2 separate regions of the Homo sapiens genome follow, and region 2 is linked to region 1. A link is an interaction called in ENCODE POLR2A ChIA-PET data of the cell type or tissue named here. Cell type or tissue: PC-9. All regions are shown on one strand. Links, peaks and the distances in the headings refer to the core of each region. The heading gives the core; the rest is flanking DNA.

The links. Peaks named below come from ENCODE experiments on the same cell type or tissue, not always from the same donor. Only the 100,000 strongest peaks of a DNase experiment are listed, where the experiment ranks them.
Region 2: POLR2A ChIA-PET joins it to region 1 with 11 read pairs; 4 of 35 experiments call an interaction of 5 or more read pairs at or near these places.

Annotation. Positions count from the first base shown.
Region 1 is chr9:130,407,150-130,423,288 of GRCh38, reverse strand. It overlaps HMCN2 (hemicentin 2), which reads right to left. Exons shown (of 98, transcript NM_001291815.2): 83 at 15,584-15,718; 84 at 14,356-14,546; 85 at 12,637-12,718; 86 at 4,248-4,517; 87 at 563-712. LOC107987134 (a long non-coding RNA gene) reads left to right here. Exons shown (of 3, transcript XR_007061816.1): 3 at 1,656-2,044. Among named protein-coding and RNA genes, the nearest start is that of ASS1, 30 kb to the left of the region's middle. RefSeq lists enhancers at 675-1,475, 1,476-2,278. In PC-9, for the core only: no CTCF peak of the experiment used is centred there; DNase peaks (open chromatin) are centred at 8,058 and 8,788.
Region 2 is chr9:130,344,925-130,361,063 of GRCh38, reverse strand. It overlaps HMCN2 (hemicentin 2), which reads right to left. Exons shown (of 98, transcript NM_001291815.2): 26 at 13,704-13,898; 27 at 12,389-12,519; 28 at 11,933-12,080; 29 at 11,401-11,527; 30 at 9,487-9,641; 31 at 7,859-8,137; 32 at 6,020-6,301; 33 at 5,210-5,318; 34 at 4,807-4,976; 35 at 3,076-3,230; 36 at 2,578-2,674; 37 at 1,650-1,745; 38 at 460-636. Among named protein-coding and RNA genes, the nearest start is that of HMCN2, 87 kb to the right of the region's middle. RefSeq lists an enhancer at 1,409-2,180. In PC-9, for the core only: no CTCF peak of the experiment used is centred there; a DNase peak (open chromatin) is centred at 8,833; H3K4me3 peaks cover 381 bases; H3K27ac peaks cover 1,964 bases.

The DNA of each region.
Region 1 (16,139 bases), core at 4,769-12,768:
GAGAGACAGTGACGTCCACTGTCACAAGCTCTGCAAGTCTCTCAGAGCATTCATCGCTCAGACACCGTACATGAGAGCTCTGTGTGCAGGTGACTCTTCTTAGTCCTCTAGGTTTTCTAGGCAATTCAATTCTCCATGTTTCCCGCTTCCCGTCACCTCCAGCCTGCACCCCTCACTCATGACTGGAGATCCCTCCACTTCCATCAGCCTGAGCTTTAACTTAAATGGGGAAAAGCCTCAGGGAGCCATCGGTGGCTTGGGAAACCACAATCTGAGCGCCCGCACCCCCAGAACACTGACCGTTTCACACACTCTTGGTCTGACTGTAAATGCAGTTCCTTTGTTTTTGGGAGGTTGTGAGGGGGACAGGAAGTTGCCTGCATCTGAGTCCACTTTGGATTGCACTCAGCTTTGAGAGATGGTCAGACGTGCTCTGGTCATCAGGCCTTGAGCAAGTCTCGGGGCACAGGCTCTGCGCCTCCTAGGTCCAGCATGTTCTGGAGGATGCTCGCTGGGCTGTGACAATAACCCAGAGGCAGGTGATGCTCTGCCTTCCACTCACCCACGTTTGCTGGGACATGGCGGATGCTGCTGTGGATGCTGCTGACCCCGGAGTGTGCCTCCTGCATCACGCTGGTGTTGAGTGTGGCCACGCCAAATTTCCGGCCATTTATCACCCCAGTCATGCTGCCCCAGCTCCCCTGGGGCTCCCCTGTAAGGAAGGGAAAGAATGACAGTGCCACTGACTATCCACCCCGGGGCCCACAGCACAAGCAGGCTGTCATTCCCATTTCGTGAAGGAGTAAATGGAGGCTCGGAGAGTTCACCTCCACTTGTCCAAGGACACACAGCTAAGGGGTCATGGACTCAACGCCCAGGGGATCTTGGCTCTAAAAGGGAAGGGAGGCTGTTAGGAGGAACCCTGGGCTCAGGGCGGAGCTGGCTTCTAATTCTGGCTCTGCCATTCCTTAAAACCTGGCCACCTCAGGCCCCCAAGCCACACCTGAGTTGGCTCACCTGTAAAATGAGGAGGCGGGACCACAAACTCACAGAAGACCTGTGGGTCTCTGAAATGCCGGGAGCCCACGATGGCGTGGCTGGCACACTGAAGGAGCCAGGGCACCGAGCCAGAGCCGGGTGCCATCACCTGAACAGCCCCATTCCATCAGTGCTGCTGGCCCTGGCTGCCCTGCAGCTGGCCTGGCCGGGTGGGCTGGTTTCCTAGCCGCTGCCCGCCAGGCCATCTGTGAGCAGATGCTCTTTAGCGCTAATCAAACGGATGATGCAGGCACAGGGGGGTGCTTCCTCTGACTAATGCGCCAGCTGTCTTGTTTAGGCAGATGGCATTCCAGGGGGCGAGAGACAGAAGTTAGCCTGCCTCTCCACTCAGCAGCTCTCAGGGGAAATTAGCAACAAATTGCCCATGATCTGTCAAAAAATAACATAAAACACTCAAGTGCTAGGATCCTAAATGGATGAATCAAGGGGCTGGTTAATTTGGGGTTCTAGGAAGCAGGGCCATTTCCTGCAGCCCATAGCTGGGGTTTGATGAGATTTGAAGCCCATCTGGGATGTTTCTCATCAGTATCCGATGCTCTGGGGCCCATGGGAGGGACAGGAGAAGGGCCGTGAACCTATCCCTGGCCTTTTAATAGGGGAGTGAAGAAGAGATCGGGAGCTGCAGATGAGAAGGCTGGAGTGTGACCCGCGCAGCTTTGGAAGGGGACAGGAAATGGAACCCAGGCACGGCAGGCAAGCCACCGCCAGCTCTCTCAGACATGGAGTGACGTAGCAGCCTCTTGTCCCCCTACAAGGCCAGGATTGGGACCTGCCAGGCTGATGGGGAAGGAGGAAAAGCAGGTTTTCAGGAGGGAAAACAGGTTTAGAAGCTCCCAAACCCTGAACTCCCTTCACCCACCCATGCCCCTTAAGGAAATCGTCCCACAGAAATCTTCAGGGCCACACACAAAGATACGCAGCACGGTGTGGCTTTGGGGAATGGAAACTAGGAAAATAAACTACGTTGCTCATTTGACAAAGCCAACACGAACGAAGATAAAAAACGTTCCCATGGAATGATACGAAGCCAATCAAAAAGCTGTGGACCGATGTGTATCATAATTGGATGTCTTCCAAGATAGAGGAAGTAAAAATGGCAGGTTATAGAGGGTGTAAATTTGACATTTGTAAAAAGAAAAGTGTATCTCCTCTATCCAGAGAAAACAGTGTGGAAGAATGTATCTCCCCAAATAATTGCTTAAGCTACTTTGGGTCACTGAATTATGGGAGAGAATTACCTTCTTCTTCACAGATTTCTATAGTATCTGGCCTTTCTACAGTTAACATATATAAAGGAAGAATATTTGTTTCTATTAAAAAAAAATAAGGAGGCTGGGTTATGGATTGAATGCTACCACACCACCCAAAATTCATACGTTGAAGTCTTAACCCCCAGGACCTCAGAATGTGACCCTATTTGAAGATAGGGTCTTTATAGAGTAAGTCAAGTTAGAATGAGGTCATTAGGGCAGGCCTAATCCAACATGACTGTGTCCTTATAAATAGGGAAGTGTAGACACACACAGGGAAGATGAAGGCAGAGGTGGGGGTGATGTTTCGACAAGCCACAGAATGCCGAGGACCACCACCAAGACCCTGGGAGAGAGACCCAGACCAGATCCTCCCCACAGTGTTCAGAAGAAACCAGGGCTGCTGACAGTGTGATCCTGGATTTGCAGCCTCCAGAACTATGAGACAATCAGTGTGGCTTAAGCCTCCAGCTTGTGGTGTTTTGTTTTGTTTTGTTTTGTTTTGTTTTTTTACCAGTAGCCCTACAGAACAAATACAAAGGCCATGTACATAGCTCTGTGGTTGGGACTGGGGCCTGCCAACAGGAGAGGGTAAGAAGTGGGACGGGCCGGGCGCGGTGGCTCACGCCTGTAATCCCAGCACTTTGGGAGGCCGAGATGGGCGGATCACGAGGTCAGGAGATAGACACCATCCTGGCTAACGCGGTGAAACCCCATCTGTACTAAAAATACAAAAAACTAGCCGGGCATGGTGGCGGGTGCCTGTAGTCCCAGCTACTTGGGAGGCTGAGGCAGGAGAATGGTGTGAACCCGGGGAGCAGAGCTTGCAGTGAACCGAGATTGCACCACTGCACTCCAGCCTGGGCAACAAGAGTGAGAGACTCCGTCTCAAAAAAAAAAAAAAAAAAAAAAAAGAAGTGGGACGAAGCCCTGAAATACATGGGGGTCTGCTTAGACCCAAGGCTAACTCTGAGACTGCATCTCTGGCTGGGGGGTCAGAGAACCGCTGAACTTTCAGAGCTGCATAGGTTGGTACCCTGCCCCGGCCTGTGGGAGATAATGAGAGCAACGGCCAGAAAGGGTCCCACATTTGGTTGGCAGTGGGTTTCACGTGGATTTCCAGGTGGCCAAGTGTCAAGTCCCAATTCCAATTAGCTGAGAGGCGCTGCCTGGGAGGGCTCATTGGAGAAAGATTCTGCCAACGCATGTGGTGATAGATTAGTGATGTCTGCCAGGGACAGCGAGGGAGATGCATCGCCACACATAGGGAGTGTTCCCATGTGGTGATAGATTAGTGATGTCTGCCAGGTACAGGGAAGGGGACACATCCCCACATATATGGAGTGTTCCCTTCAGAGGCACAGGCCACAGAAATAATATCTTATGACTTGCCTTTATGCAGGTCTGAATCCATTTACTGTGGTTTCTCAGGATAGATCTTTTCTTAATTTTAAAGTTGGTCTGACCCAAGGTAGAAGGGAGCTGATTGAGGAATCGAGATGGCAGGGGTCCATCCCACCAGGAAGCCATTTCTTTTCCAACCACCTGCCACGGCCAGGCAATGTGTGATGCCTGGGACATGCACTGATGCACAGACTTTTCACAGCAGCCCCCGAGGGCACCGGGGATGCCCTTGTCTTCCTCTGCCTGCTTCCAGGGGCTGTGCAGTGTCCAGACAGAGGACATGCATTTGTGCCAGTTAAGCAGGAACAACCTGTGTTCCCTGTCCAAGATGAGCAGCAAACAGCACCTCCAAGATTCAGTTTACCCAACTGTAAACGGGCAGGGTAGGGGTTCATTCTGGGCTTGTGATGAAGCAAAGGGAAGAGGTGGGGAGCTGGCAAGGCAGGGGACAGGTCTCCCATAAGCACCACACAATCCCCATCGGCAAGAGATCCTGCCTCTGTCCACGAAGGTCCAGACAGGGATGCCCCATACCTCTCACGACCAGGAACGCCCGGGCTGTGGCAGAGCCCAGGAGGTTGTGAGCGACGCAGTCGTAGGTGCCTGCATCCCCAGTCTCCACGTTCTCCAGCCACAGGCTCCCATCGGGCAGGGTCCGGAGCCGCCGGCTGGCCCGCAAGGGTTGACCCGCCTGTAGCCATTCAATGGTGGGTGTGGGCTCTCCAGTGGCCTGGCACCGCAGGGCCACGTCATCCCCAGATCTCACTGTCATGTCCTGGGGCTCCACCTGGAACACCGGAGCACCTGTGGGAGGCCCAGGTGGCTTTTAGGAACATTTAATTATTTTTGCATATTCAAGTGGGATATGTTCATTTAGACACACTGGGAAATCCAGAGAAGCAGAAAGAAGAAAATAAGAACTGCATAGGATCCTTCCACCCAGTCATCGTTCCTGAATATTTCCCTCTAGACACTGTTTCTTTATGAAAATATGATCATATGGCCGTATCTGCTTTTATTTTATTTTTTGAGATGGAGTCTCACTCTGTCCCCCAGGATGGAGTGCAGTGGTGCGATCTCAGCTCACTGCAATCTCTGCCTCCTGGGTTCAAGCGATCCTCCCATCTCAGCCTCCCAAGAGCGCCTGCTACCACACCTGGCTGATTTTTGTATTTTTAGTAGAGATGGGGTTTCGTCATATTGGCCAGGTTGGTCTTGAACTCCTGACCTCAAGTGATCCACCCGCCTCAGTCTCCCAAAGTGCTGGGGTTACAGGCATGAGCCACCACGCCCGGCCATCTGCTTTTATTTTTCCTCTGCAATAGATCGTAACTACCTTTCCATGCAGTTACATATCTGTTGTTAGTGGCTAGGTAGTCTTCTATTGCCTGACTGTATTGGGATTGGCTAAATGAAGCCTCTCCTATAGGACAGTTAGACTGCTTCCAATGAAGTGGGGGGCCATCTGTCAGAACTGCCTCTAGTTGATGCCAATGAAATGGGCAAACTCGTGCTCTGTCACCTACTGTGGGTGGCTCTCACCAAGTCACTCCCTGACCCTCAGTGTTCCCATCTGAAATATGGGGATGATGCTTCCTGTCCACTTACTATTATAGACCCTCCTGGAAGGCTAGTATGGAAAGGATGGGAAAGGCCCAGTGCTGGTGAGGCTGCGGAACAAGCAGAACTCGCACACACTGAGGTGGAAATGCAACGTGCTTCAGCCAAGGTGGGGCGCTGTGTGCCTGTGTGTTCGCTTCCTGCAGATGCTGCAGCAAGCTGCAGAAACACAGGAGAAACTGTGGAGGCCAGGAGGCCCACATTAGCCTCACTGGGCCAAAGTTAAGGTGCCCTGCTTCCTCCAGAGGTTCTGGGGGAGAGCCCATTCCTCACCTCTTCCAGCTTCTGCCCCACCAGCATTCCTTAGCCTGAGGCTGCAACAATCCATCCTCTGCCTCTGTCTCCACTTTACCTTCTCTTCTCTCTCTCTCTCCCCTGCCACACCACCCCAGCTCTCTGTCTCTCTCGTTTTTTTTTGTTTTTTTTTTTTTTTTGAGACGGAGTCTCACTCTGTTACCTAGGCTGGAGTGCAGTGGTACGATCTCAGCTCACTGCAACCTCTGCCTCCCGGCTTCAAGTGATTCTCCTGCCTCAGCCTCCTGAGTAGCTGGGATTACAGGTGTGTGCCACCACGCCTGGCTAATTTTTGTATTTTTGGTAGAGACGGGGTTTTGCCATATTGATCATGCTGGTCTCAAACTCCCGACCTCTGGTGATCCACTCTCCTCGGCCTCCCAAAGTGCTAGGATTATAGTCATGAGCGACCATGTCCGGCCCCGGCTCTCTTTTATAACAATACTTGCAGCTGGGTATGGTGGTTCATGCCTGTAACCCTAGCACTTTGGGAGGCTGAGGTGGGTGGATTGCTTGAACCTAGGAATTTGAGAAGAGCCTGGCCAACATGGTGAAACCCTATTTCTACTAAAAAATACAAAAATTAGCCAGGTGTGGTGGTCTGTGCCTGTAATCCCAGCTACTTGAGAGGCTGACACAGGAGAATTGCTTGAACCTGGGAGGCAGAGGTTACAGTAGCCGAGATTGCGCCACTGCACTCCAGCCTGGGCAACAGAGTGAGAATCCATCTCTAAATAAATAAATAAATAAATAAAACACTTGTGATAGCATTTAGGGGCCTCCGAGATAATGTGCTCACTTTAAGATCCTTAACTTAATTACATTTGCAAAGATTCCTTTTCCAAGTAAGGAAACATTCACAGGCCCTGGGGACTAGGACCTGGACATATCTTTGGAGGCCATTCATCAGATACTACCACAGCCAGTGTGTCCTAAAGTGGAACACATGTGTACTGTGAGACCTAGCGCTTCTGCTCCTGGACGAATACCCCAGCACAGGTGTGTGTGCGTGTTCACTGGAGGGCGTGCGTAAGGTCACAGCAGCCCTGTTCTTAACCGCCCATCACTGGAAACTAACCTAGAGTGGAATACATGAATAAACTGTGGTACATCCATGTAGCAGAAAAACACACAGCAATGAGAACCAATAAACTAATTCCACGTGAACAATATGGACGAATGCCACAAATTATGATGTGCAAAAGAAGAGTCTACGCAAGAGCACGTGTGGGGTGATTCCACTTAAATGAAGGTCGAGGCCAGGCGCAGTGACTCACGCCTGTAAGCCCAACACTTTGGGAGGCCGAGGCGGGTGGATCACCTTAAGTCAGGAGTTTGAGACCAGCCGGGCCAACATGGTGAAACCCTGTCTCAACTAAAATTACAAAAATTAGCTGGACAAGGTGGTGGGTGCCTGTAATCCCAGCTATTTGGGAGGCTGAGGCAGGAGAATCTCTTGAACCTGGGAGGTGGAGGTTGCAGTGAGCCGAGATCGCGCCACTGCACTCCAGCCTGGGTGACAGAGTGAGACTCTGTCTCCAAAAAAAAAAAAAAAAAAAAATAAAGCCTCTAGAACTTTGGATAAGAACAGTGGAAGCCTTTGGCCCTCCTGCCTGGGGCTGTGCCCATCCCTACCCCACCGTGACCATCACAGTGGTTTTATTAGGGATGGCTGTGAAAAACAGCAGCTTTTGCCACCCCTGGGGGCTGCCTTGATGTGCAGTAGAGGATGAAAGTATGCCCTGAGAAATATCATCAGGAAAAGGGGCAAAACTGGTAGGAGCCAAAAGGGAAATGGCTGCTGTGCTGGCCTGCGGCATGGCCCTGGCTGAGAAGAGCAGGGACCCAGCCAGCAACTGAACGGCGAGAACCTGGAAATGAAGGAGCCACGGACAGGCTGGATTGGCTCCCCACAATCCCTGGCCATCGTGGGAAATATGCACCTGTGCAGGGGAGACCTGAGGGGTACAAAGGACAGTAAACCGAGGCCAACTTGAAAACTGCCTGAACTTCAAATTACTCCACAGCCACGTTTTGCTGAGATTTTCTGTTTTTTTCACTTGTTTCAAGCATGTTGACAACTGCTCACAGAAGCATCCCTGTCAGCTAGCCTGGGCAACATAGCAAGACCCCATCTCTACAAAAAATAAATAAAGTAGCCGGGCATGGTGGTATGCACCTGCAGTCCCAGCTACTTGGGAGGCTGAGAAGTGGGAGGATTGCTTGAGCCCAGGAGGTCAAGGCTGCAGTGAGCTGTGATTGTGCCATTGCACTCCAGTCTGGGTGACAGAGCAAGACCCCATCAAAAAATAAAAAGGAAATCCTTACCAGATGACTCAAACATCTGTGCTATCTCAGTTGGTGTCTGTTGAGTATCAGTTCTCATTCAAGCTGAGATTTTTCCTTGTTCCTGGTATGATAAGTGAGTTTCAGTATGATAAGATTTGGGCTCTTATTTAAATCTTCCATCTTAGCAGACCTGGAACACTGCCAGGGGAAGGAGGTGCCACTCACTTCTGCTAGATGAGAGTGGAAGTCCGGGTTCCCCACGTGGCCTCCATGGACACCCGGGAACAGGGAGGGTGCCTCATTATTGCTGGGGATCGGTGGGAGTTGGCGCTTCAAGTGGGGCTCTGCTGGCACCATCCTGGCTGGGAGGGAGAGGGGCACTGCTTATTGCTCCCCACTCGGCCTGTGTAGGCGAGGGGCTTCCCACTCAGTGGTGACAGTGGTGACAGTTCAGTCTTGGTCAGGCACAGTGGTTCATGCCTGTAATCCCACCACTTTGGGAGGCTGAGGCAGGTGGATCATTTGAGCCCAGGAGTTTGAGACTGGCTTAGGCAACATAAGGAGACCCTGTCTCTACAAAAAATAAATACATAAAAATAAAAATTAGCCGGGTGTGGTGGCACGTGCCTGCAGTCCCAGCTACTTGGGAGGCTGAGATGGGATGATCACCCGAGCCCAGGCTGCAGTGAGCCCTGATCATGTCACTGCACTCCAGCCTGGGCAACAGAGTCAGACCTTGTCTTAAAAAAAAAAAAAAAAGTCCTTATCAGATTACCTGATATCTGTACTATCTCAGTAGGCATCTGTTGTCTGCTTTCATTGAGATTTTCCTTGTTCCTGGTGTGTAAGTTGAGCTTTTCCTTGTTCCTGGTGTGTAAGTGAGTTTCAGTATTGTAAGACTCGGATTTTTATTTAAATCTTCCGTTTTTGGCAGAGCTATAAAACTGCCAAGAAAAAGTGGTGCCACTCACTTCCGCCAGGTCAGCGTGGAAGCCCAGGTTCCCTATGAGGCTTCCATGGTCAGCCCGGAACAGGGAGGGGTGCCTCATTACTGCTGAGCATGGGTGGATGGGTGGAGGCACGCCCACACCGGGCCTCTGCTGGCACTACCCTCGCTGCCCACCTGGCCACACGGGGGAGGAGCTTCCCACTCAGTAGATGACAGTGGTGACAATTCTGTCTCCTCATTAGGTGTCACCTGACAGCATCCTGCTCCAGTGTGGGGAGAGCAGTGCCTCGGTACAGGGGCGAGGGTGGAAGTTAGAGGCTCCCAGTTGGTGTGATGATGGGGCAGGGGTGTTTTTCATGGTGTTTGCCTCCCAAGTAGCTGGGATTACAGGTGTGCGCCACCATGCCCAGCTATTTTTTTTTTTTTTTTTTTGTATTTTTGGTAGAGATGGGGTTTCACCATATTGCCCAGGATGATATCAAATTCCTGAGCTCAAGCGATCTGGCTGCCTCAGTCTCCCAAAGTGCTGGGATTACAGACACGAGCCACCACACCCAGTTAGGGGTTGTTATTTACAAGTTTTCTTTCTTACTATGCTGTCCCTTTCCTAGTCCTTTGCAAGAGAGGACAGGCTCTCGTTGAGGTGCACATGCCCCCGTGTGTGTGTGTGCGTGTGTGTGCGCACGTGCACATGCGTGTGTCTGAGCCCACTGGTGGTTCCAGGTTGTTGGCTTCTCAAGTATGCGGCCCAGGATATAAGGGACAAAAAGAAACACCAGGGCATTCACCACCATGCTGCTCCTCAGGTCCCAAGATCGGTAGTCTATCCTCCTTCTTTTCTCTACTTTTCAGAGGCTCTTTATGTTTGCTTCTATATAAAGTCCAAGGTGTTTAGCTGTCCTTAGCAAGAGAAATAGGGAGAAGTGCATCTATACCATCTTGTCTGGACCACAAACCTATTCCATGCATGACAAAAACTCTCAACACACTAGGTACAAAAGGGGAACTTCCTCAGCCTGAGAAAGGGCATCCACAAAAACTCACAGCTAACATCACGCCCCATGGTGAGAGACTGACTGCTTTCCACCTAAACCAGGGAACCAGGCAAGGATGGCTGCTCTCGCTGCTTCAACTGTGTACCAGAGGGTCCAACCAAGGCAATAAGGCAAAGCAAAAAACTTCAAGGTACGCAGATTTGAAAGAAAGATAGTCAAACTGTCCCTATTCATAGATGATATGATATCAATTCAACTGTATCTCTACATATTAGCAATTACAAATCCAAAAATCAAAGAAAACAATTCCACCCAAAATAGCATCAACAATAATAAAAAGACTTAAAATCAATTTAACAAAAATATAAGACCAGTACATTCAAAACTACAAAACATCACTGAAAGAAATTCAAGATCAACATAAATGGTACTGGAACAATTGGCTATCCGTATGCAAAAAAGGAAGTTAGACCCTTACCCCACACAAAGATTAACTCAAAATGGATCACTGACCTAAATGTGAGAACTAAAACTACAAAAATCGTATAAGAAAATGTAGGGCCCAGTGGCTCCTGCCTGTAATCCGCACTTTAGGAGGCCGAGGCAGGTGGATTGCTTGAGGCCAGGAGTTCGAGACCAGCCTGGGCAACACGACGAAACCTCGTCTCTACTAAAATTACAAAAATTAGTCGGGTGTGGTGGTGCGTGCCTGTAATCCCAGCTACTTGGGAGGCTGAGGCACAAGGATTGCTTGAACCTTGGAGGTGGAAGTTGCAGTGAGCTGAGATCTTGCCACTGCACTCCAGCCTTGGCACCAGAGTGAGACTCTGTCCCAAAAATATTAAAACAAAAAAAAAAAAAGAGAAAGAAAGAAAAGAAAAGAAAAGAAAAAGACGACCTTAGATTAGGCAAAGATTTTTAAAAGGTGTAACCCCAAATACATGATTCAAAAAATACACAATGGATAAATTTGGACTTCACCAAATTTTAACACTTTTGCTCTTCAAAGTCACCATTAAGAAAATGCAAAGACAAGCCACAGACTGGGAGAAATATTTGCAAATCATGTATCTGATAAAGGGCTATATCCATGCTATGTAAAGAACTCTAGAAACTCACTAGTAAAATAAACAACTCCATTTAAGAATGAGCACAAGCCCTGGGTGCAGTGGCTCACTCCTGTAATCCCAGCACTTTGGGGGGCCAAGGCAGGTGGATCACCTGAGGTCAGAAGTTCAAGAGCAGCCTGGCCAACATGGTGAAACCCCGTTTCTACTAAAAATACAAAAATTAGCCGGGTGTGGTGGCGTGCGCCTATAATCCCAGCCACTCAGGAGGCTGAGGCAGGAGAAACGCCTGAACCCGGGAGGCGGAGGTTGCAGTGAGCAGAGATGGCACCACTGCACTCCAGCCTGAGCAACAGAGCCAGACCCTGTCTCAAAAAATATTAGTAACAATAATAGTTGTAAAAAAAATACATTACATAAAATTTATCATTGAACCATTTGTAAGTGTACACTTCAGTAGTGTTGAGTATTTGACATTGTACAATCTCCAGAACTTTTTTCTCTTGCTAAACTGAAACTCCGGACTCATTAAATTCTAACTCCCCCTTCTCCCCTCCCTGCAGCCCCTGGCAAGCTCCATACTACTTTGGGTCTCTATGCTTTTGGCCACTCTAGGCCCCTCATATAAACAGAATCATACAGTGTTTGTTTCTTTGTGACCGGCTTTTTCCACTTCGCATAATGACCTCAAGGTTCATCTATGTTGTAGCCTGTGTCAGAATTGCATTGCATTCCTTTTGTTCTTTTTTTTTTTTTTTTTTTTGAGATTGAGTCTTGCCTGTCAACCAGGCTGGAGTGCGATGGCACGATCTTGGCTCACTGCAACCTCTGCCTCCTGGGTTCAAGTGATTTTCCTGCCTCAGCCTCCTGAATGACTGGGATTACAGGCGTGCCACCACGCCCAGCTAATTTTTGTATTTTTAGTAGAGACAGGGTTTCACTATGCTGGTCAGGCTGTTCTTGAACTCCAGACCCCAGGTGATCCACCCGCCTTGGCCTCCCAAAGTGCTGGGATTACAGCTGTGAGTCACCGAGCCCAGCCCTAGAATTTCCTTCCTTTTTAAGGTTAAATAATATTGCATTGCATGAACGGGTGAATTTTATGGTATGCAAATTATAACTCAATAAAGTTTGTTGTTTTTTTTTTTAAAGAGGCAGAATCCAGGACAGTGATTATTGGGGCAGGGGGCAGTAAGCAGAGGTGGGCATGCTGGAGGCTGGGAGCCGGCACTGTCCTATTTCTTTGATCTGGTTGCTGGTTAACTGGGTGGGTTCGCATTGTAAAAATTCATGAGCTCTGCACTTAGGATCCTGGCTCTTCTCCACAGGTGTTCATCTTCAATAAAACATTTTCTACAGAATCCCTATTGAGACAACTTCACAGTGTTATTCTGAGGCTCAAACAGCGCCTGGTAAACTACGAGCTGCTTGGCACATGCGAGAGCTGTCGCGGTGATCTTGACGGCTGGTCTGAGTTTTAAATGCCCAGCTCCCCCAGGCCCAGGTTGCCAGGTTTTCTTTAGCTCAGTCCTGAGTCTCAGTCACCCCACATTTGGGAAACATTTGGTAGGATTCAGTGTGTGTTCCAAGTAAGTATTAATGAAAGAATTCCAAGTCCCAGCCCTGCCGTCTGCCCTCTAGGCTGCACACGCCACCGCTGTCCCCGAGCACACTTCCCACGTCCCCACTCTGCTGAGGCCGAGACTCACTCTGCAGGACGAGGATCACCACTTTCTTCGCCACGCCCATCTCATTCTCTGCCAGGCACTGGTACCGTCCCGCATCGTCCCTCTGCAAGTGGGCACAGGAGAGGAGGCATGGTGCTCAGAGAAGAAGATGAGTGGCTCAGACAGTTGGGTAGGGGACTGAGGGCAGCCAGCCAGCAAGGGGCTTAGGCTGTGAACCAGCCAGGGGCACCTGATCCCCCGCAGAGCATCAGAAGGGCCTCTGTGACCACTTGTCAGCAGACATGCAAAGAGAATCCAGCCCCTTTTCACACCCGAAAACAGGGGGCTGTGACTACGGTCCTTGTTGCCTTAGGTGGAACAACTTGCTGGAAAAGCATGGTGTAGATCCACCTCTTCCAAACTGTGTACGTTGAAATCTTACTGTCCCATGGCACATTATTTGAGACTCCTTGGAGAACAGGGTTCCATGGTCAAGTAAGTTTGGGAGACATTGAGTTGACAACATGTTATGGTACTTTGGAAATCAATAACTATAGGAAAACAAGAACATGAGACACCTCTGTTGTATGAACAGGATGGCAGTCTGAACTGCAGGACCTCTCAGGGCATTTATTGTGCCAGTGTGCAAAGTGAGTCTTCCAGAAGGGAGATCGTTTGCAGCGTTTCCCTAACAGGTGACCCATGGATATGTGATGGAACTCAGGTGGCGCGCTGGCTCACATCACTTCTGAGTGGCAGCGCCACCATCAGATGGGCCTGGGGCAGCCTGAGGCCACGTCCACTCCCAGAAGATGGTATCTGGGGGGCCACACCCAAGGGACTGGGGGGGATAGCATGGCACAAAGTTAAGAGTGTAGGTTTGGAGGTCAGACCAACATGGGACTGAATCCCAGCCCCACTGCTTACTGCCCTCAGCCCATTACTTAGGACATTTTCATGCCTCTGGAGCCTCAGTTACCCCTTCTGTAAAATGGGAGTGATAACTGCTAGGATCTTATAAGCATCACATGGAATAATGCTTGCTAAGTGCAAGGCCCCGTGCCTGGCCCACAGTTAGTACTTGGGTAACAGGAGCCATTATTACCACTGCTCTTACTACTGCTCTTATTACTAGTCCTATTATCATTACTACCCAGAGAAAGGCTCCCAAATGGGTGAGATCAAGGCCCCTAAGATGAACTTGAGTCAGGACTGACTTGGGGATTTCTGCACAATCACCAGAACTTGAGACACAAAAGGGAAGTTGAGAGGGGCTGCCCCAGGGCCCAAGGCTTTGGAAACAGCACGGGGCCTGAGGCAGGAGACCTGGGGGTGGGGGCGCTGCCTCCTGCACTTATTGGTTGTGGGCCTCTCTGAACTTCAGTGTCTTCGTCTGTAAATAGGGAGCACTATTACCTGCCTACCCTACCCCCTGAGGTTGTTAATAACAACATTTTGGAGGCATTACCCACAGATCACTCTTAAATAATGGGTATGAGACATCTCACTGATTTCTAATTACAATCCTATGAGGTAGAACTAATTCGCTCCATTGAATGGGTGGATGACGGAGGAATGGAAAAGCCCAGTTGGCTGGAGGTCAATATTGGTGGTAGTGGGAGGATATCTGAGGAATGGGCAGGGAGGTGCTTTGTACACTGCAGAAGCAGAGGGGGCAATAGGAAGAACCCTCTTGAACAATCTGAAAAAGCGTAGAGTTGTCCTCAGTGGCCCCACCCAAGGTGCCAGGCCCCGCCTTGCCTCAGTCCTGCGGATGGTCAGCGAGCCATTCTGCAGCTGGTGCCGGAGGTGGCTGCCCCGCAGTGGAAGGCCATCTTTGATCCAGTGGATGTCCGGCACTGGGTCTCCACGCACCACACAGTCTAGCTGAATGCTGCCTCCTACAGGTTCCACCAGGTAGGAGAAAGCCTCCCCTTGTAGGACAGGAGCCTCTGCATGGGGTGACATCGAGCAAGTTGTCAGAAAAGAGGTTGCCTGCTGGCTCAGCCTCCCATAAACCCCAAAGGACTGCCCAACTCCTGCCTCCAGGGGCCTCCAGAGGCTTCTGCTAGCACAGCATGGTTGTGTTTAGTCAGTGCATCAGGGACAGCAAACAGTGTTCATGTCATGGGTCAAGTCACAAAGACTGGCAAAGACTTTCCAAGAACTGTGCTGAGAAGCATTTGAAGCTGAATGAGAATGGTGCTGTGATTGATTAGTGATGCCTGAGATGGGCACAGGCAGGAAGGCAGTGTTACGCGTGTCATATACTCTCTTTCACAGATGGATTACACTAGCAGCGGAGTACCTGCCAGGTACTTTGGAAATCAATAACTATAAAAAAACAAGAACCCTAGACACCTCTGTTGTACAAAGCAACGCTATGAGATTCATGCTAATCTCAAAACACTCTTCGATGCTCTGGACTGGCTTATATCCTTCCTGGTTTCCTGAGGTTGGATCTACCAAAAGCTGCAGTTCTCTTTTGGTGCCTGGGGCTGTTCATTCCCCCCATCCAGCCCCACCCATCCTGAGGTTGTGCAAACTAAGACACGTTGTCACCGAGGGCTCCTGTGCTACTCCTGGTGGATGAGTAGGTCATAGGGGACAACTGGCTGGCTGGCAAGCTTCTGGCATTTTTCTGCCAGGATGCCCTGGCCTCCATGCTCTCCTCCAACCCTGGCACCATCCAGCTGCAGGTAGTGCTGTAGGGCAATTGGTCAGATTCCAATTCTACCTGCAGCCAGGGTCGTCTTGGGAGTGTCAAAAATACCGATGCCTAGGCCTCACCCCAGAGAGGCTGGTTTACAGAGTTGGAAGTAGAACTTGGACTTCAGAATTTAAAGTCCCCCAGGGGATTCTAACATGCAGCCAGGGTGGGGAACCACTAGTTCAGAGGACAGGAGGCTGGGTTCTTAGGAAACCAATAGATTGGGTCCCAATAGACTGGAGGTCTTGAGAGAGAAGCCACCTGGGGAATGTGCCCTACCCTTCACGTGGACGAAGCTGACCGCCTGCGTGCGGCCCACTCTGTTCTCCGCCCAGCAGACATAGGTCCCGCTGTCTTCTCTGGAGACAGCGGCCCGCTGCAGCGTGCTGCCTCCATCCTGCTCAGACACCCCTTCTGTGGTGGAGAAAGAGAAGTCGGGTGCAGGGAACTCCTGCCCTAAACACTTCCCTGGTGCCTGGGTACCTGCAGGAACTTAATAAAAATGCAGAAACAGATGGGAGTCCCGGGTGAAGGTTGATCAAATCAGACACGTTCCTGGGAGGCACAGGCCACACTGGAGGCTGCGGTTAATGAACCTGCCTTCTACCATCTTCCAGTGCACACTGTGTGTTTGATAAACGGTCAAGGGCAGGTTTTTGGGGGCCTCTCAGCACAGGACACTTACTGAAACACTGCCATGATTTCTAGAGAGAAGGTTTCTTTTTTTTTTTTCTTTGAGACAGTTTCACTCTTGTTGCCCAGGCTGGAGTGCAATGACGCAATCTCAGCTCATTGCAACCTCCACCTCCCAGGTTCAACCGATTCTCCTACCTTA
Region 2 (16,139 bases), core at 5,640-13,639, 63 kb after region 1:
GAATGGATGGTGAATGGGTAGATGGGTAGTAGATGGATGGATGGATAGATGGGTGGGTGGATGGGAGGGTGGACAGGTAGACAAATGGGCAGGTGGATGGGTGGGCAGACAGGTGGGTAGATAAATGAATGAAAGGATGGTTGGGTGGATAAATGGATGGATGAGAGATGGATGGATGGATGGATGGATAGATGAGTTGATGGATGGATGGGTGGATAGGTGGATGAGTGGATGGGTGGATGGATGGAGGGGTGGATGGGTGGATGGATGGGTGGGATGGATGGATGGATGGATGGATGGATGGATGGATGGTTGGATGGATGATGGATGGATGGGGTAACGGATGGATGGGGTGGTAGATGGATGGATGAGTGGACAGGTGGATGGACAGACTAATAGACAAATGAATGAAAAGACAACTTTTTGGACAAGGGACCTTGTAGGCCCAGGGAAGCTCACCATTGACCCGTAGGCCATACCGCAGCTCTGTGCTACCTGCCACATTGGATGCCACACAGCGGTAGCTCCCAGCATCAGAAAGCTGGGCTTGCTCAATGCGGAGAACTCTCCCATCCACTGATACTGTCACTCCCATCCATGAAGAGACAGGTTGGTGGCCCTTGAACCAGGAGACATCTGGGGAAAGGAAGAGAGATGCAAGGGGGAAAGGAAGAGAGAAGCAAGGGGGAATGGAAGAGAGAAGTAAGGGGGAAAGGAAGAGAGATGCAAGGGGGAAAGGAAGAGAGATGCAAGGGGGAATGGAAGAGAGAAGCAAGGGTGCTGCCAGCCCGTCAGACTCTGCTGGTGTGGTGGGCACCCAAGAGAAACTTCCAGGGTGACCACACTATTTTTTCAGGCATTGGAGAAGGTCAGAGTTCTTCATTCAGGAAAGGGAACCGGGATGGAACCGGGCAATGTTGCCCAAGACAGGACCAAGGGTGGAGAAGAAGCCCCGTGGGCAGAGGCTGAGGCAGCCAGGAGCAGAGAGAGTCAAACTCAGCCCTGCCCTCCCCCTACCAGAAGACCCCGTCCCCTAGGGGGCATTAGAGAACATGGACCAGCCCAAAGCAGCAGCCTCAAAGCCAGGCTGGACCGCGTGTATCTGCAGCTTCCCTGCATCCTGCCGGGACATGTCCCCGGAACTCAGCAGGCATCCCCACGAGAGGGGGCAAATATCCCCAGGGCTCACAGGCAACAAGCAAAGCAGGGTGGGCCTAGTTCAGATGGGAGCAGGAGAGAGGCCTTCCTCCTGGGCCACCGTAAGCCTCACCCAGTCCCCTATGCAAACACCCACACCCAGCCCCCAGCTCCCGGCCCTTTCCTCCACTTCTGGTCTAGAGGGGAGGACCCTACAGACCAGATGGTGACTCTGAGGTCCTGATCCTCGCCCCTAGCCCCGGACAGCCCTGTGAAGCTTACTGTGAGTAGATGTCCTGCAGGCCTGTTTCACACTGGCTCTGGACCCTAACATGGCCTTGGCCCGAAGGACATTGTTGAAGAGGAAGAGAGGAACATGAGAGAAACGGGGGGGAAAGACCTGATGATTTCTCCCCATTATGTCCAATCAGAGAGTCCCTGGGTCACTCGCCAGCCTCATTAGACAGTAAATTGGGCTGGAAGTAGCTTTCAGCCAAGAGGAGGGGTCTTACCAGGAGGGGGCACGCCCGAAGCCAGACACTCCAAGGTCACTGAGGCATTTTCCAGCACTGCCTTGTTGACTGGGCCTGGCTCGATGTTGGGGGGCACTAGGGGGAGACAAGGAGAGACCCAGCTTGGTAGGTGCAAGCTCTGGGCAGCTCTAATCCCAGCCATCCCAGCAGTGCTGCTCCCTGCTCCCCATAGAAAATCCTAGACTAAGGGCTCTAAAACAGCTCATGTCCTCAGACTAAGCAACCTCACTCCTGGAAGCAAGCCCAAGAACAAAGAGCAACAGGCTGCCATCCTTACGGCAATCATACAGCACCCAGCCCCCACCCCAGGACAGCCGACGCCAGCACAGCCAGGGGAAGGGACAAGGACGAGGATTTCCCTGCAAATAAACCCCCAAAATAAGCAAACGTAAATATGAATGTGGGCAAGGTCTTCCACTAAAAATCCCACCGTGGCTCACGCCTGTGATCCCAGCACTTTGGGAGGCCGAGGCGGGCGGATCACGAGGTCAGGAGATCGAGACCATCCTGGCCAACACGGTGAAACCCCGTCGCTACTAAAAATACAAAAAAATTAGCCAGACGTGGTGGTGGGTGCCTGTAGCCCCAGCTGCTCGGGAGGCTGAGGCAGGAGAATGGCGTGAACCCGGCAGGCGGAGCTTGCGGTGAGCCGAGATAGTGCCACTGCACTCCAGCCTGGGCGACAGAGCGAGACTCCATCTCAAAAAAAAAAAAATCCCGCCAAAAGGGACTACACAGCTATTGCTAACACTTTCATTTCAGGGCTTTCTACTTCCTCTGAAGTTAAGTGCACAACTATGACTGAAAAACCTCCTCCCCCTCCCTCGCCACACACTTCAGCCCCAAGGGTCCCCAAGGGATCACCCAACATGCTGGCCTGGGCCCTGCTGGTTACCCACGTCCTCACCCAAAACTTTCAGCGCCACTTCCCTCTTGCTCTCCCCAGCCAGGTTGGTAGCAGCACAAGTGTAGATGCCCTCGTCCCTCAGGTCCACCTTCTCAATCTGGAGGGGAGGGGGCAGAGAGTATGCCACAGGGCTGTCCAAGTGATGACGGGACATGGCGAGTGGCCAGGCTGCTGCCGAGCCCGGGGGCAGGAGCAGTGAGGCATGGGGACACTTTTGGCTCTGGAGGTAGAGTTATGAGCCAAGCACTTGGATTCCAGGGATTCGTCCGATCTCCAGGCATACCATTCCCTGTCCCCCCCACTGACATTTTCTCCCTCTGACAACTGAAGCTCCTAGGACCCGGAAGAGGCTGAGGCTCACCCTTTCAGGCTGAGAGGGCTCTGGGCCCTTCCTATGCCCAGCCTGCTGGGATTTGCTCAGAGTCTCCAGGAAGCCCCCAGAGCAGCCCCTCCACCTGTGCCCAGCTGGCTTGCCAGCCCTGGGGCCCCTGCACATACCTGTAGGTTCCCCCCAAAGGCTGCCAGGGCTACACCATCCTTCCACCAACGGAGGCTTGGGGTGGGCACCCCATCCCCTATGCACTGGAGGGTCACAGGCTGCAGGAAAGGAGCTGTGATGTTCTCACCCCCAATGATACTGACCGATGGGAACTCTGGGAAGGGAAAGAGTCAGGAAGAGCCCGAGTCAGAATCAGGAGGAGTACAGTGGGCACCCAGCAACCCCCTCGATGCCTGGGGGTGAGAAGGTGCCCTTGAAGGGCTGGCCAAAGGCTAGCATCTAGCTTCTGCCCACCATATCCCCTAGACGCATGGCTTAGGGGAAAGAGCTCTAGACTGGGAGCCAGCAGAGAAGTTATTCTCTTTAAAAATTCTCCCAACCATCTGTGCACCCATGCATCTATTCATGCATTTATTCATCTACCTATCCTTCTGTCTATCCATCCTTCCATCCATCCACCCACCCATCCATCATCTACCAATCCATCCAGCTAGCCATCCACCCACTCACCCTTCCATCCATCCACCCACCCATCCATCAATCCACTCATCCATCCACTCACCCTTCCATCCATCCATCCATCCCTCCATCCATCCATCCACCCATCCATCCATCTACCCACTCTTCCATCCACTCCCCCATTCATCCACTCATCCATCCACCCACCCACCCATGCATCCATCTACCCACTCATTCATCCATCCACCCACCCACCCATTCATCCATCTACCCACCCTTCCATCCATCCACCCACCCACCCATTCATCCATCTACCCGCCCTTCCATCCATCCATCCACCCATCCATCCATTTACCCATCTATCCATTTACCCATCCATCCACCCTTCTATCCACCCATGCTTCCATCTATCTACCCATCCATCCACCTTTCCATCCATCCATCCATCCATCCATCCATCCATCCATCCTCCCTTCTATCTGTCCACCCATTCATCCACCCTTCTATCCACCCATGCTTCCATCTATCTACCCATCCCTCCACCTTTCCATCCATCCATCCATCCACCCTTCTATCTGTCCACTCATTCATCCACCAACCCATTCATCCACCCACCCATCCATCCACCCACCCACTGATCTATCCATGCATCCTTATGTGTGCTGAGCATCTACTCTGTGGCCAGAACTATACTGGGCCCCTGGACACAGTCAGGGAAAGGCAGCTACCATGTTGCCCTCTCAAAGCTCACAGAGGTGGACAGTGGAGATGGACAACCAAATAAGCAATCCCAATGTAGTTGTTGGAGGGCTAAGGCATTGAGAGGCTGGGCAGTGCAGATGAGAAACATGGTAGAATCAAGGAAGGCTTCCTGGAGGAAAAGTATTTCAGGATATGCCTGAAAGATAAGGAGCTAGGCAGGCAAAGAGGAGGGAGAAAGTTCTGGGCAGAAGGAACAGCAAACGTAGACGAAGACAAGAGAAAGAGGGTTGATATATTAAAAGAACTAAGTGAAGTTCAGCAGATGGACAGAGAGGAAGCTGGGGAGAGGAGTGAGGCCTAGGGGCTGGTCAGGACTGAGGATAAGTGTGATAAGTGGCCCGGCCAGCCTCTCACACCTGCGTCTCTGTGGGGAACTGGGAAGTCCAGCCCAGAAACGCCATCCAGCAAAGACCAGCCCCGTGCCCTTCCAGGCCTGCCACAGCCCAGGCTCCACCCACCCCTGGCATCTCAGGCTGCCCACAGCTCCAGAACCCCAGGCGCCCACTCACCATGCACAGACACCTCCACCTCGGCCCCGGCAGTGCCCGCCTCATTGGTGGCCTGGCAGGCGAAGAGGCCTGAGTGGTCCAGCTCCACATGGTCAATGTGCAGTGTGGTCCCCTGCGAGGCCACCTGCACCCCAGCCAGCTCCTCGGCTGGGCGGCCATTCTGCAGCCACCTAAGGTGAGTAGGGAGGGGGGCGTGTCAACCTGAGACCAGGGAAGGCCAGGCCAGGCAGGACAAGCAGGAAACCTAGAAGTTCCTCCCACCTGCTCTCACCAGCCGTGGCTCCAGGCCTCTTTCCTACTCCTGGAAACAGGAAGCCTCTCTCCTGTCCACTTCCCCCCACAATCCGCAAAGCACACGCTCTCTGCCTACCCCCAGCCCTGGCCTCCACCACCCCAGACTCACTGGATAGTGGGTACTGGGGAGCCTGAGGCCTGGCAGGGAAGTTCCAGGGGCTGTCCCACGATGGTGGTCACCTGTCCCAAGCCTTCAGCCACCAGGAGCTGTGGGGGCACTGCAGGCAGAACACACTCCTGGGTGTTTGGAGCTGAGCAGCCACTGGCCTCAAACCCTCCCAAGTCCCCAGAGCCTTCCAAGCGAGGCCCAGCTGCACCTCACCCTCACGTCTCCCTATCAGTGGCCCTTCCTCCAGGAGGCCTTCCAGGGCCACCCAAGGCGGGTAAGGGGACACCCCGGGCTCCCCAAAGGCTTGGGCCTAATTATTTAACATCTGCCTCCCTGGCAGACTGAGGGCTCAGGAGTCCGGTTGGCCTTGTTCCCAGCTTCATTTCCAGTGCCGCTTGGGGTCAACACAGCACTAGGACCTGAGATGCTTCAGCAATGGATGGAAGAGCAGGCGAAGGCCCCACCCGCCCTGCTGGGACCATACCCACAAGCCGGCCTTAGGAAAGTCTCCGTAAAGGGCCATTCCATTGGCAGAAGGCAGAACGAGGTCCTCTGTCCTGGGTGACCCAGCCCAGGGTCCTGGGCACAGTCAGGGACCCTTGATCCTGGGGCTCCACCCTGCCCACTCCTAGCCCTGCCGGCCCCACAGCCCAGGCCTCAGCGTCCTCATCTGTGTCATGCAATGTGGGGACACTGGTTACTTCTCCCCACCCTCCCTCCACTCCAGGAGCTCTCTCGGGACAAGCACGCAGCAGGCCTGGGCAGACGTCCACAGCCCAGGCAGCTCTGAGTGGGGTGGGCCGGGCTCACCCTGAACCTCCACGGAGTACTGCAGGACGGCTTCCCCGGCAGGACTGCTGGCCACACAGCTGTACAGGCCACTGGATGCCTCCCCCGGGCTCTCCAGCCTCAGCACACTCCCGTCTGTCTCCAGCCGCGACTCGTTGCTCTCTGCCACGGGCAGCCCCTCGTGGTGCCAGGAGAGGGTGGGGGACGGGTGGCCTCTGGCCACGCACTCCAGCGCCACAGGCCTCCCAGCCACAGCCTTCACCACGTATGGTCTTCCACCGGCGCCCTCGATGGTAGGTGGGACTGGAAAAGAGGCAGGGGGCGGCTTGGGGACCACAGCTGGACGCTAGCCTGCTCTCATCTCAGCCCAACAGGCCCGCTGAAGCCCCTCACCGACCCCACTCCATGTGAAACACTTCCTTCCCTCACCTCCAGTGGCTGAACCCCTTGCTCAGACCCCGGGGCAGCATTCTCACCCTCCTCAGCCCCTGGGCGCGCCACCCCACCCCTGGGTGCTGACTGTTGCCTCTCCATCCCCGCTGCTACCCCGGCAAGCCCAGCATGAGTGGAAAGACGGCCGGCCTACTTGCATCCCCAGTGCCTATACACAGCAGGTCCAGTGTCTGCTGGACTCAAATAAGACCCCCAGGGCCGGGACAGAGCTCTGCTCCTGGAAGTCCCCTCCCTCCCTGGTCTCAGGAGGCAGAAGACTGGGGCAGACCTGAGCCCAGATGGCTTGGATTGGGGGGCTCCTAACTTAGCCAGCGATGGCCAAGGGGACCAGATGTTAACTATGCTTGGAGCCCATGGTGGCCACGCCAAAGGGGAAATTTCTCTCCTACCCTCAAGGAGACCCTCAAGTTGCTGAGCTGATGAAGCCATTACCAGGGCACAAGGGGCAACCGTGGCCTGGGAGATGCTTCTTAACCTTATTTGGGTGTAAGACGCTTTGAAAATTTAATGAAAACATACACATACACATTTTCTATTTCATTTCCTGGGGGACCTCGGGTCCCAAAATAAGACTCCCTGAGCTAGCGGCGGGGCCATCTTCAGAGGCTGCCGTGGAGCCCATGCAGCTCAGCTGCCCTTTGAGGTTCCAGTACCCAAGCCCTTTGCATCTTTGGAAGCCAGAGCTCCCAAAGTGACTCCCCACGGGGGGCCAGGCTGACCCCTATCAGCTTGCACGCTGCCCTCTCACACTTCACCGGGGCCCTGCTCAGACCCATCCAGAGCCACCGACACCCTTTCCTCTGAGTTCTCCTTCAAAAGTCCCCAGAGCCAAGCCCCTCAGGGCTGAGCTGATGCTGAGGTTCACAGCATGAGGTCTGGAGTCAGATCTGCCCGCGTAAGGACCGGGTTCCACCACCTCCTAGGGGTGTGAACCTGGGGAAACCTCTCTGCTCCAGAGCTTCACTGCGACCATCTGTAACTGGGGACATGAGAGCTCAAGTCCCTTTGCCAGCTGATCAAATGAGCTGATGCTGCAAAGTGCCCCTCTGGTCTAGCTTACAGAAGTGATGAGCTGAGGGCAGTTAATTATTGTGGTGGTCACAGGGTTCTGGGCATGGTTTAGTGAAAAGCCCCACACCATGAGGGGAGACCTGGATTCTACACTTAGCTCCGCCATGGCCTCCTAGACAGGCCCTTCCACTCCTGGCCTCAGTTTCCTTACAGGTATGAGGGAAGTCACATAAGCTGGGAGGACCCTTCTCCCTAGATAATGTCTTGGTCCCATTATCCTTTTGCCTCTGACCACTCCAAGTGGCCACCTAGCCTTCCTTTGGAGACAGGCAGGGGCCACCATGGCTGAGTCCCTCCCACTGCCCACCCCGGCTGCCGTGGCCCCTGGCTGCTCACCATAAACATCCAGCCTGGTGGCCTTCTCTGCGGCCCCCACAGCATTGCTGGCCTTGCAGGTGTAGACGCCGGCATCGGAGCTCTGGGCCCTCCCCAGCTGCAACTGCCGACCGCCCCTAGTGTAGACCACCTTGGTGCTGGTGGGGAGCAGGGCCCCGTCCTTGAACCAGGTGATGTTTGGGGTGGGCACTCCTCGAGCCTCACACAGGAGCTGCACTAGGTGGTCCTCCATGACGGCCACCTCGCCTGTCTCGTTGGAGCCCCAGATAGTGGGGGGCGCTGAGAAGGAAAGAGGTGGGGCTGGTCACAGGCAGCCGCTGAGGCCTCTGGCATCTTCCCCAGGGCAGCAGACTCATGCCTTTGGGCCACAAGACACACCACAGGCTTCCATTGCGGGGGCAGGGAAGGCATGGTGGACAAGGAGGGGAGGGGTCTGGGGACAGATGGGAGAGGCCAGCATGGGGACATGCTGGTGTGGAAGGTGCAGGAGGTGGGGGCGGGGCCACAGGCTTGGATTCTGGGCCCTGCTCTGCTCTAACATACTGGAAGACCAGGGGTGAGCCACTTCCCCTCTCTGGGCCTCAGTCTCCCCATCTGTGAAATGAGAGGCTGGACTAGATGAGGACTTCACACAGGGCTGGTCACTCACCACCGATGCTACCCAGGACAATGCTAGGGGCACATGGGCACAGCATGAAATAACTGCATCTCAGAATGGAATGGTTACGCCCCTCCCAAATCTCCTTCTATCCGGGTTACAGCAAGGAAAGGCTCCGTTTGGTGCTACTATGCATGTCCCTAACCTTTCTAGCACTTTCTACTCTCCGCTTTTTAGCACAGAGAGTGCAGATGCAGGCTGGGTGCCCTCTGCGGAGTCCACGCCTCGAGAATTTACAACATTGCTCTATGGGGTGTGTTTGTTTTTTCAGCTTCCTTAGCCAAGCGAAACTGGTTTTCTGCTTACAGTTTCGATATTAAATATCCTTTATAAGAATAAGGGATATTTAAATAAATGTGTTTCAGTGTAAGGAAGTGTGACTCATTTAAAGAAAAGTAAATCATAATTCCAAGTGGTATCAGAAGTAGTAAATTTGGGCCAGGTACAGTGACTCACGCCTGTAATCCCAGCACTTTGGGAGGCCAAGGCAGGAGGATCACTTGAGGTCAGGAGTTCAAGGCCAGCCTGGCCAACATGGTGAAACCCCACCTCTACTAAAAATACAAAAATGAACTGGGTGTGGTGGTGGGCACCTGTAATCCCAGCTACTCGGGAGGCTGAGGCAAGAGAATCACTTGAATCTGGGAGGGGGAGGTTGCAGTGAGCCAAGATGGTGCCACTGCGCTCCAGCCTAGGCAACAGAGAGAGAATTCATCTCAAAAAAAAAACATAAGTAGTAAATTTTTAGAGCTGGGATGGAAACCACGGATTTGGAAAATGCTGGGCCAGATAACCTCTATCCCCTGACCCTGACCCCAACCCCGACCCCAGCCCCCAGCTTTCTTGGACTCAGGGATCACTCACCAGGTCCCCCATTTCAGCCCTCACTCTCCCTCTAAGGCAGCGGGCAGCTGGGTGGGAAGCTTCCTGAGTAGCCTGTGGCGGGGTCCCAGAAGGCGTGGGGGCTCACCATGAACTCGGAGCTGGAAGTCCCTGGCCTGCTGACCAGCTGGGCTGAAGGCCACGCACTGGTATCGTCCCTCATCCCCCACGTGACTGCCGGTGATCCTGAGAACCTGGCCATCCTCCTGGACCTGCAGGTGAGGGCCTCCCGGAAGGACAGGCCTGGAGAGACGGGCAAGGGAAAAGCGCCAGTAAGGCCGAGGGGCTGGATGGGACACGCTGCACACAGGGAGTGTGTGGCTTGTAAAAAGCGAGGCTGGGCCATTCATTAGCGCCAAGAGGTGGGAGCAATGCAAAGGCCCAGTAAGCGAGGAATGGATCAACAACGTGTGGTCCGTCCATGCCACGGAACATTATTCAGCCACAAAAATGAAGGCAATTCTGACACTTGCCACAGTATGGATGAACCTGGAAAATATGCCGAGTGGAAGAAGCCAGACACAAAAGGCCACACACTCTATGATGCCAGTGATGTGAAGTACCCAGAACAGGCACGTCCATAGAGAAGGAAAGCAGGCTTGTGGTTGCCAGGGGCTGGGGAGAAGGGGACAGCGACTGGCTGCTGATGGGTCCAGGGTGTCCTTTTGGGGTGATGGAATGTCAGGAACTAAATAGAAGTGAAAGTTGCCCCATGCTGCAAATGTACTAAATGCCACTACACTGCACACCTTTTTTTTTCCTTGAGACTGAGTCTTGCTCTATTGCCCAGGCTGGAGTGCAGTAGTACGATGGCTCACTGCAACCTCCACCTCCCGGGCTCAAGTGATTCTCCTGCCTCGGCCTCCCAAGTAGCGGAGACTACAGGAGACTACAGACTACCGCCACCATGCCCGTATATATATATATATATTTTTGTATTTTTAGTAGAGACGAGGTTTCACCGTGTTAGCCAGGATGGTCTCGATCTCCTGACCTCGTGATCTGCCCACCTCAGCCTCCCAAAGTGCTGGGATTACAGGCGTGAGCCACTGCACCTGGCCCACTGTACACTTTAAAATGGCTAATTGTATGTTACGTGGACTTTTTTTTGGACGGAGTCTTGCTCTGTCACCCAGGCTGGAGTGCAGTGGCTTGATCTCAGCTCACTGCAACCTCCACCTCCTAGGTTCAAGTGATTCTCTTGCCTCAGCCTCCCAAGCAGCTGGGATTACAGGCGCCTGCCACCATGCCTGGCTATTTCTTTTTTTTTTTTTTTTGTATTTTTTTGTATTTTTAGCAGAGACAGGGTCTCGCTGTGTTGGGCAGGCTGATAGCTCCTGACCTCAGGTGATCTGGCCGCCTTGGCCTCCCAAAATGCTGGGATTACAGGCGTGAGCCACCACACCCAGCCCATTATGTGAATTTTACTTAGAGAAAAAGTGAGTTTAAAAAAAGAGGCTGGGCACGGTGGCTCATGCCTGTAATCTCAGCACTTTGGGAGGCCAAGGCAGGAGGATTGCTTGAAGCCAGGTGTTCAAGACCAGCCTGGGCAACAAAGCAGGACCCCATCTGTACAAACATTTTTTAAAAAATTAGCCGTTGTTGGTAGCGCACACCTGTGGTCCCAGCTATTTAGGAGGCTGAAGTGGGATGATCTCTTGAGCCCAAGAAGCCCAGGAGTTTGAGGCTGCAGTGAGCTGAGATCGTTCCACTGCACTCTAACCTGAGCAACTGAGCAAGACCCTGTCACCAAAAAAAAAAAAAAAAAAAAAAAAAAGGAAAGGCTAAGAGATGAGAAGACTTTGCTGAGGTAAGAGTGGGGTCTCCCTGGCTAATCTCCTGCTGGGTGGGAGGCGCCCCTACAGCCCTCAGTCTGGGCCCTGGGTGGCACATGCCATGCCTGTCAGCTCCCCAAGAAGAGTTCAACCTTCCCCAACCCCCACATCCAGCAGGCTGAGTCTGGGCACCACCACACGCCATCCTCGGGGAGGGGGGCACTCACTGCCTGTCCTTGGTCCACTCCACCTGGGGCGTGGGGACCCCTGAGGTCCAACACTGCAGCTCCACGTCTGCACCGGCCAATCCTAGCACCTCCTGAGCGGCCCCGGCTCCAAGCACGGAAGGAGGGGCTGGGGGTGAGAAGGCGTGAGGGGTGGGAAACTGTTCAAACCCTGCAAGCCCCGCCTACCACGGGGCCTTTGTCTGTGCAGACCCCCCAGCCTGGGCCCCCCTCCTACCTGACCTTCCTGGGAAGCCCCCCAAAACCCTGGCCAGAAGGGCTTGCTCTGGAGCCCTCAGCACCCAGACTGTTCTTTGGTAGCACTTGTGACAGTAATGATTTTGCTATTCACCTGTCTGATGTCTGTCCCCCAAGCCTGATAGCTCTGTGAGGATGGGGGTTGGGTCTGTCATGGGTCCCTCTGTGCCCCCTGCTCTCCGCAGGCAAAGTCTACCCTCTCCCCCGGTGTGCCTGCAAGAGTTGGGGCTACAGGGCCAGACACACTTGGGAGTTACAGGGCTCAGGTCTCACTCACTGAGCACAAGGAGATGGAAGTCCCTCTGGGCGGTGCCAGCCTGGTTCTCTGCCCGGCAGGAGTAGAGCCCAGAATCACCCTCCTGGATCCTGGGGAAGTGGAGGGACTGGCCCTCGTCCAGGAGGCGGTGGCCGCCCACCTTAGGAATCTGGGTAGGAGAGGCCAGAGGGAGCCAGTAAGAGGGGATCCAGCCACCACCCCCAGCATCAGTAATGAGGAAACTGAGGCCCGAGAGGTGGCCAGTGGCCAGAACGGTGCCATGCTCTCTGCCACGCAGCCCCTGCCAGGCTTCACTACATGACCACTATCCTCCACTGCCGTGAACCCCAGAGCACCACCAAAGACACCTGTCACATCTCCCTGCCCCACCTTGGCACACGCAGAAATGCCCATCCAGAAGACCTGTCCCCAGCCTAAATCCCACCCATACCCCGCCCACCCTAGGGGGACACCCACCAGCTGCGCGTCCTTCAGCCACACGATCTCAGGGACTGGAAAGCCGTTCGCGTCACACTCCAGCGTCAGGGACTGCCCGGCCATACCCGACACGTTGGCCTTGCGCCCGTCCTCCCGGATGCTGGGGGGCACTTGGGGGCAAGGAGAGCCGAGGAGCTGCTTCCCTGCCCCCTTAGAGCCACAGCCGAAGGGACCTCATCTGGGCCATTCCCTCCCCTTCGTCACTGGGGTTGGAGAAGGTCTGCCTGTCCCCGTCCGCCCAGCCACAAAGGGTCCTGTGGACCTGCAGATGGCCGCAGCAGCCTTGCCCTGGGACCCACACACCCCCAGTCGTGCCCAGGCCCAGGTGTCACCCTTTCTGACTCTCAGCTTTGCAAGGTGCTGGAGTCCCCTTAGATCCATCTGGTTCTACACCCAACCTGGTGTCACAGTGACCAGGGAGGGTCCCCCTGAGTGAGAATCTCTGAAGGTGAGGCCTGGCCACGCTTTTGTAACAAATGTCTTGAGCAAGTCATTACAGGGCTAGCCAGAGCAGCTGGTCCTGGGGAAGCAGCAGGTGGCGTTAGGAGCTGGTAGAACTGCCCAAGCGGGGCCAGTTCATCCTGCCGACAGAGACCACTCCCCAGCCCACCCACACTGCCCGTGTTAAGGAGGGGTTCCTTTCCTCTGCACATAGCACCCTGGATGTGGGGGTGGGCGCTCTCCCTGCTGAGGACAAGAATGTGAGAAGAGACCAGGGGTAACAGTTTTAACCCGGAGGTGGGCTCTGGGGCTCTGCACTGCCATCCGTGCTCATTTTTAAAAATAATTTTTTAAGTTTATTTTATGTAGAGACAGGGTCTCTCTCTCCCAAACTGGTCTCGATCTCCTGGGCTCAAGCAATTCTCCTGCCTCAGCCTCCCAAAGTGCTAGGATTACAGGTGCAAGCCACCATGCCCAGCCAAGGGGTCATTTTAAAATGCCTTCACCTCTAGACCAATCTCAAAGACACTGATGGAATTCCAGGTGCTTCCCCCATACTGTCTCCGTGGGGGTCTCTCTAGGGAAGTGGGGTGTACAGTGCAACCTGCCACTCTCCCAGCCCCCTCAAGCCCTCCCTGTCACTGGCACCTGGTGGCAGGACCTGATTCTCCTGTGTAGGAAGCTTTCAGGCCCCGGGGAACTGGCACTGCCACACCTGGGCACGCCGTGGTACTGTCAGACCCCCGGCTTCACTGTGGGCCTCTGGCCGGATGCGGTCCTGGGAGGAAGACAGGCCCGTCTCTGGGTCCCTGCCGCTTTCCTCTCTTGCCCCCAGCTCTGGGTCCCTGCTCACCATAGACCACCAGCTTGGCTCTCCTGGACGTGGAGCCCACCTCGTTGGTGGCCTGGCACTCGTAGTCTCCACTATCCGCAGGTGAGACGGAGGCCAGGAACAGAGACCCCTCCTCCAGCACTGCCACACCTGGCTGGCCATGCAGGGGCTCCGAGGACGGGCCCTTCCTCCATGTGACCTGCGGCTTGGGCGTTCCTGGCAGGGTGCATGGAGTCATCAGTACAAACACCCTGACACCTTCCCCTCCACACCTGCACTGTCTCCCACATGTCTCTCCTGTGCAAAAGGGGCTGACGGTCCAGCGATGACTCCAGGCACCTCCGTCCCCCCGAGGCTGGAAGGAGCATTTCCCTCGGAGCCGTGGGAGCCCCCACACCCGCCACCTACCCACACTGCCCATCCATACAGCCTCCTAGGGTCCCTGAGGGACCAAGGCGGGGACTGCAGGCCTGTTTTCTGGTTCTCTTCACAGCAAGTCCCCAGTCCCCTCATTTAGAATTGCACCCCAACAGGCACCCCCAGCCCCTGCCCTCCCTGCTTTTCAGCCGTCGTCCTCCACTTTCCAGTGATCAGAGGACGCGTCTATGCTCCAGGTCTCTGTTGTCTCTTTTCCGTGTCCCCCACCCGACGAGGGCCAGGCTCTTTGTTTTTTTCCCTGCTGCCACCGCCAGCCTCTAGCACAGTGCCCGGCACACAGTAGGCACTAAATCAATGAACGAGCCAAGCCTGCCGTGCTCCAGCACCCTGCGTTGTGCCCTGGGGTTAGGGCCTGTGGGAGGCCCCAATTCTGCTCAGCCTGCTCCTGCTCCTCCCTCCACAAGCCTGGGTCAGTCACTTTGCCAGCCACAACCCCCAGCCCCACCGTGAGTGCCACACCCCCCTGCCTCCAGCCCCACCGTGAGTGCCACATCCCCCAGCCCCTTGATCTCTAGGACACGCCCCATGTTGGTCTGTGCACACAGCCTGGTACACAGTAGGTGTGCCAGAAACAGCTGCCCACTGGGCTGGAGTGGAGCTTTCATTCACGGGCCCCAAGGACAGAACCTGCCCAGAGGGGGTCCTATGTGAGCTGAAGCTAACAGCCCAGTCCTCCAAGTGACCCCTTTGAGGCACACTGCCCAGAGGTCGCAGCGTGAGCCCCAGGCACACACTCTGCTGCTGCCATCCTGGCCCTAGCTCTCACCTGCCCCCTGACCTCCGCCAGCGCTGACTCAGGGGAGCCTGTGGGGTCCCCACACTTGCAGATCGGCACGTCACTCCCACCCGCCTTCTGCTGCTACCGCTGGTCATCAGGACTGTTGTAGCTAACACTGATTATCATCAGAAAGGGCCGCCCCTGGCAGCGGGGGCCCAGGGGTAGACACTTATGCTGTGGGCCGCTCACTCTTTCATCCTTGGAAGGACCAGTAAGCATGGTGGCGGGGAAGACATGGCATGTGGAAGGCACACTGGCATCATCTCTGCAGGAGGCTGCCCTGCCCCCTCCGCCCTACCCTGACCGCCCACCGTAAAGTGCCAGAGACCCTCCCTGCTGGCATGAGGGACAGGGAGGGCCCAGGGCCCTGCTCCATGTCCACCCACGCTCTGGGTGTCCTTGGGCAACTTACTGAATCCCCCTGTGCCCGTTTTCCTCTGGAATCCTCTGCCCAGAATGCAGGCCAGAATGTCCCACCGCCAGGGGCTGCTACCCCCACTCCCCACTGTGGGGATACACACCACACACACACAACACGATACACACACCACACACCACACTACACACACGAAACACCATACACACATACCACACACAAACATACACACCAAGCACTACACACACCACATACTATACACACCAAACACCATACACATACCACACATGACATACATACCAAACAACACACACACCACACCCTATACACACCACACACCACATACACACCACATACTACACACACCACACACCAACATACACACACAGCACACACACACCACACACTACACATACCACACATACCACATACACACCACACACCACAAACATACACACACACAGCATACATATCAAACAACACACACACCACACACCACGTACACACCATACACTACACACACCACACACCATACACATACCACACACAACATACACACTACACACCACACACCACACACAATACATACCACAAACCACACTACACACACCACCATACACACACCACACACAATATACACACCAAACACTGTGCACACACCACACACCACACACAATACATACCACACACCACATACACACCATGCACTACACACTACACACACCACACACACAACATACACACCAAACACCATGCACACACCACACACACACCAAAACTATACACACCACATACACAACACATACAACATATACACCAAACACTACACACTACACACACCAAACCACACACACAACATACATGC